Linked DNA regions of Homo sapiens: region 1 is linked to region 2. A link is an interaction called in ENCODE POLR2A ChIA-PET data of the cell type or tissue named here. Cell type or tissue: PC-3. All regions are shown on one strand. Each heading gives the region's core, and the rest is flanking DNA. Links, peaks and the distances in the headings are about the cores only. Region 1 overlaps NR5A2 (nuclear receptor subfamily 5 group A member 2). Region 2 has its middle 200 kb from the start of NR5A2.

Region 1 (2,931 bases), core at 280-2,779, 260 kb before region 2:
CATGTTTGTCATGCTGGTCTTGAACTCCCGGCCTCAGGTGATCCACCTGCCTCAGCCTCCCAAAGTGTTGGAGTTACAGGCATGAGCCACTGTGCCCAGCAATACTGTACATTGCTATACAATATTGCTGTACAATACTGTACAATACTGTATATATATATACTTCAACTGTGTAAATGTAAAGCAATCTGGAGAGTTCATATTGCTTAGTAGGTCTTTACGATACACACATGGCGAAGCCTTTCATTATCTAATGACAATGAGGAGGCTGTACAGGAATCCATAAAATGCATAAAAATTCTTATCTCACCATTTGAAATGGTTTTTAAAATGTACACATATATGTAATGTATGGATTACTTATTACTTGTGTGATAAGAACTTTAGAGGCAACATCAAATGAGCATTGTATTGAAAATTACTTGGACAGCAAATGATGACATTTGTTACTTAAGAAAAGCCAGTTGGAGTTAACTTTTTAGGATGAAATGAATTGATTTGAATTTCAGAAATAAATAAGCTGAGTATTATAAATTTTTCTTTAAATTATTTTTCTTCTTCTGTGACTACCACATTTGTAGGTAAACCCAGAAAAATAAAATTGCTTATACAATAATGACAGTGAAGTCTCAAAACTACTTTACATTGTTGATAGTTTGATATCTGTAACCCATTGTCTTGCTTAACCTTACTATTAGAAATATGAGTTCTGAAAAACTTCCATAGAAAAACTGTGACATTTTTATCTTTAAATAAAGATAAGTGTTATGATTTTTAAAAATCAGAATTTCAGTCCAAAATCTTCTAGACTGAAAAACTCAGAGACATATAGCCTTAGTTTCTTAGGGTATATGTTGGAAGGGTCATCTTAGTTCCAGAAAAAAAATTAAATGCTTTTCAGGTAGGTTGCATGCCTTTTTAGGTTAAAAACACTAATAAATATGTAAGACCTTTGTAGATGCACAGCAGGTGTTTTGAGGGCTTTACACTGAAAAGCTGACAACTAATTATAAAAGCCTGACTGGACTAATCAATTATTCAGATCAACATTAGATGCCTATTATATACAGAAACATGGGAATTATATCTCCCTTAATTAATATACTAAAATCATGAGTTTAAAACATTCTAATGTGAAATGTGAAGACATATAAGTCTTAATACTAAGACTCATTCCAAATAATAAGTATTTGTAATTTGTTGCCTCTCATTCAAGAATTAAATTCCTATTGACCCTACATTAGTCACACAAAAGACATTTTTTTCGGTTTGACTCATATGTTTGTAATTTGTTTTATATTCTTAAAATGAAAAACGTGAACCAAATAATTGATACAAAGTACTCTGTACAAAGACACCAATGGCCAGATGATGCAAAACACCTAATGTGATGTTCTTCTCATAACAGCAGCAACAAAATATATTTTTTGTTCTTCAAGGAACTTTTAGAATTGTATACAAAAATATGATCATAATTTTTAGAATGTAAACCTATTCATCTTTTAAATAGTGCATCTGTTTTATCCAAGTCTGTTTTAAGCATCTTTCCCCTAATCAGGAGATTTTTTCTAGAGTAATGAAAACAAAAATTTCCTCTTACAAACAAGCTTTTGGGAAGCAGTTGCCTGTCAAATAGATACTGCTTCTTCCCTCCAATGAGAATGCTGTCTCTGGCATTTGGGGTTGGTGTGGAGGGGAGGACGGGGTTGTAGCAAGTTCTTAAATAGATTCAAACCATACGAAAACCAGAAATAGATGCAACCAGACACCTGCTGACAAACAGTGACAAATCCCACTGACACTGCGGTGACCCCCTGTTAGCTGAGATTTAATTAAGGGGCATAATTAAGTCAGTAGAACAGAACACTAATGAGTGGTGTTTTTTTTTTAATATGGGTAATTACACGTAAAAATACAAAGTGTCAGGGAGACCTAAATATATCATTAAAATGAACAGTATAGAATAACAAACAGAGTGCTAAGTATGCCTCTTCTATTGCTGTTAAAAAAAAAAAAAAGGTAGACTATGTTTCAGGTTGAATAATACTCAGGCAAGTTTATGTTGGCTTCATGCTGGGAACATTTGTTATTCTAATTTTGCAACAATAAGCGACTATGTGTATTGAGATCCTGTTTTCAATGCAGATTCCATTGCCTTTGAAGTCTTTCTGCATTTAGCATTTTGTCCAACTGCAAATGAGCAATTAAGAGGCTGTTTGCAAGTATTTGGCTTCCTATGGATCAGCTTATGGAGGTGTCCATCTGAGCTGGGAGACTTTGACAGATGTGGAAGACAGGCGGGCATTATTTACTAATTCGGAATGAGCTTTCATTTTAACCAGTTATGTGGTATGCTTTGATTTGATCTCTGCTTTAGGCATTGATATAACCCACAGGACTGTGGTCTACTGACTGGGAAATACCACAGAGGAAGGGAAATAGGACTGAAATAAAGTTGGTAACTTTTCAAACATGAAAATGAGGCATTTAGGTCACAAGCTGAAATGACGAAAACAACTACATTTTATTCTGTGATTGAAAAGCATGCCTGTGTGGTTTGGGACCTGCCCTTCTGTTGGGAGTATTTTAGCTATGGTACCCTCAGCTGGTGGACTGAAGTCCTTGGCAGGCTTTTATCCATTTATCCAAGCAACAAGTGGAAAAACAGATTCTTTTGACGGCTAATGCTCCTCATTCAACTCAATGTAACTGGTGATTCTGAATCTTTCCTCTAAGAAAGTTATTAAATATCTTCTTGCAGGTACTAAACATGCCTCTCCAGTCTTCTTGCTTCTGGTCTAACCTCTACTTTGCAATATTCCAGAGGAAAAGAAAAGGACATCTGTGTAATCATTATTAACAGGGGCCAATGGCCAGATGCTGCATGTTTCTACTGAGGGCAATATGAATAGGGATTGTGATAAGGATCCC
Region 2 (2,931 bases), core at 113-2,612:
CATAATTCAGGAAAAACATACTTTGGCCTGAAATACTCAGCTTCCCTTTAAAATTTGTTGAAAGTGGCCTCAATTTTACTTGACCAATACAATCAATTCTACAACAATATATTTACATAGCCTTTTATTTTTTTTCATGAGCTTAAAATACATCCCAGACTGTATGTTTCTAATCTCCACCACACTGTCTAGATCTCAGGGGTCAAGCACACAGCTTATGGATTTCTTCACAAAAACTCAGAAGAGCCATTTCTTAGCTTGGATAGAAACCATGTTCTTTGCTGCTTACTTGTTGTTTATCTAAACATATTTGCGATTTGGCTTTGTGGAGTTATTAATTTCCTAGAATATACTTGTTTTCCAAGATATATTTGTATCCACAAAACATATGCATGTGTAGGAGTGTACATGCATAAGATACATGTACTTTACCCCATACTTTTGTAATTTATGTACACACTCTACCACCACCCCTTCATGTTTAAAATATTGAGTTAAGTTTAATATACTGACAATTACATACCTGTCTACAAGCTTCTCTTCCCGCTTAAAGCATCTCAGTGAAGAGAGGCATTAAGTATTCAGTAGAGAAAAAGCAGCACTTTTGCTTGAATCTGGGCATAAAAGAGTTATAAAAGAATTTCTCTTATTTTCATCCACAGGCTTTAACAGGAGGGTGGAGTTTTAAATGGTTAATATGGTGATTTTCCTTGGACATTATGTTTTATATTCAGAAAGCTAGGACAGTAAGGAACTGTCTTTGATGAGGAGGAAGAAGGGACATTGTTTTTATCTTATTTTATTATGGGCAGTTTTAAAATTTGAAGCACAAGTGAACCTACTTTGTTTTGCATCATTTATTTTTCAATTAAAAAATCTGAATCACATTTATAAATTTGTGGCATACAATTTACTTGTAAACTACGATACAAGAAAAAAGTACTTTTTTTTTGCTAAAATATTCTTGATTAAGTCTATTCTTTTCTCAAACCAAGCAATAAACTGATAGGATTACTTTTTTCAGCCAGGTGCAGTGGCTTACGACTGTAATCCCACCACTTTGGGAGGCTGAGGCAGGTGGATCACCTGAGGTTGGGAGTTCAAGGCCAGCCTGACCAACATGGAGAAACCCCATCTCTACTAAAAATATACAATTAGCCAGGTGTGGTGGCGCATGCCTGTAATCCCAGCTACTCAGGAGGCTGAGGCAGGAGAATCGCTTGAACCTGGGAGGCAGAGGTTGCGGTGAGCCGAGATCGCGCCATTTTACTGTAGCCTGGACAACAAGAGCGAAACTGCATCTCAAAAAAAAAAAAAAAGGATTACTTTTTTCTCATCAACAAATATATTACTAATAGCAGGAGTAGCAATTACCAAGTGCTGTGAACGGAAGCTTATCTACACAATAACTGAACCCTAAACAATTATTCTTTTTTTAATCACAGTTGTACAACTATTATTATTATTATTGTTATAATTTTTTGAGGAAAGGTCTTGCTCTGTAAACCAGGCTGGAGTGCAGTGGCACGATCACTGCTCACTGCAGCCTCGAACTCCTGGGCTCAAGCGATCCTCCCATCTCATCCCCCCAAGTAGCTGGGACTATAGGTGTGCACTGCCACACCTAGCTTATTTTTGTATTTTTTATGGAGATGGAGTTTTACCATGTTGCCCAGGCTGGTCTCGAAATCTTGGGTTCAAGTGGTTCACCTGCCTTGGCCTCCTGAGGTGCTGGGATTATAGGCATGAACCACCTATGCTTTATTCTTGATTAATATACTGTTCAACCCAATAATTTTACAGAGATGTTAAAAAATTTTCCATAATTATCATTAATGTTGGGGCTTGAACATAGATCTTTGGAATTTCATGCTAAGAGTACTTACATAATATCAGATTGCCTCCCTTATTTCCTTACTTTTCATTCCCTCTTTTAAATGTTAAAATAAAATTTTAATATTGTGTGTATTTGAGAGAGTGCTCTGTAAACTAAAGTTTTCTAACTTACCCATGTCTCAACTCACTATTAGATTTTGTGCCTGTTTTTAAGTCATCTATATTATTATGTCACTGCCTACTTAGAAACGTGATATTGCTTAATTTTGTTATGACATATACTATTCCCAGATGACGCACATCAGGGAAAATGGTAGATGTGATTTTTTTAAAGAAAATTAAAATTATCAGGTTTTCTTATGAAAATAAATAGAATATGTAGTTATGCATGTGTGGTTAATCCCTTTCTTTTTAGATTTTTGATCTATACTGCTGTCATATTCAGTAATTCCTACTGATTATTAAGGTGGTCAACTTTTATTTTAGGTTCAGGGGGTACATGTGCAGGTTTGTTACAGGGGTATGGTATGAGTGTTTGATGTACAGATTGTTTTGTCACCCAGGTAATAAGCATACTACCTGATGGGCAGTTTTTCAAGCCTCACCCTTCTCCCACCCTCCACCCTCAAGTAGTTCCCAGTGTCTGTTGTTCCCATCTTTGTGTCTATGTGTACTCAGTGTTTAGCTCCCACTTATAAGTGAGAACATAAGGTATTTGGTTTTCTGTTCCTGTGTCAATTTGCTTAGGAAAATTGCTTCCAGCTCTATCCATGTTTGTGCAAAGGACATGATTTTTCATTATTTTTAAGGGCTGTGTAGTATTCCGTGGTGTATATGTACCATATTTTCTTTATCCATTCTACTGTTGATGGGCATCTAGTTGATTCCATGTCTTTGCTATTGTAAATAGTGCTGTGATGAACATACATGTGCATGTGTCTTTAAGGTAGAACAATTTATTGTATTTTGGGTATGTACCCAGGAATGAGATTGCTGGGTTGAATGGTAATTCAGCTTTAAGTTTTTTGAGAAATCTCCAAACTGCTTTCCACAGTGACTGAACTAATTTACATTCCCACCAGCAGTATATAAGCA

What was found. Peaks named below come from ENCODE experiments on the same cell type or tissue, not always from the same donor. Only the 100,000 strongest peaks of a DNase experiment are listed, where the experiment ranks them.
Region 1: POLR2A ChIA-PET joins it to region 2 with 9 read pairs; 2 of 35 experiments call an interaction of 5 or more read pairs at or near these places.

Annotation. Positions count from the first base shown.
Region 1 is chr1:200,080,855-200,083,785 of GRCh38, reverse strand. The region is part of intron 5 of NR5A2 (nuclear receptor subfamily 5 group A member 2); the gene reads right to left. Among named protein-coding and RNA genes, the nearest start is that of NR5A2, 55 kb to the right of the region's middle. RefSeq lists enhancers at 1,616-2,301, 2,302-2,931. In PC-3, for the core only: no CTCF peak of the experiment used is centred there; a DNase peak (open chromatin) is centred at 1,255.
Region 2 is chr1:199,825,499-199,828,429 of GRCh38, reverse strand. No RefSeq gene overlaps it. Among named protein-coding and RNA genes, the nearest start is that of NR5A2, 200 kb to the left of the region's middle. In PC-3, for the core only: no CTCF peak of the experiment used is centred there; no DNase peak of the experiment used is centred there; H3K27me3 peaks cover 342 bases.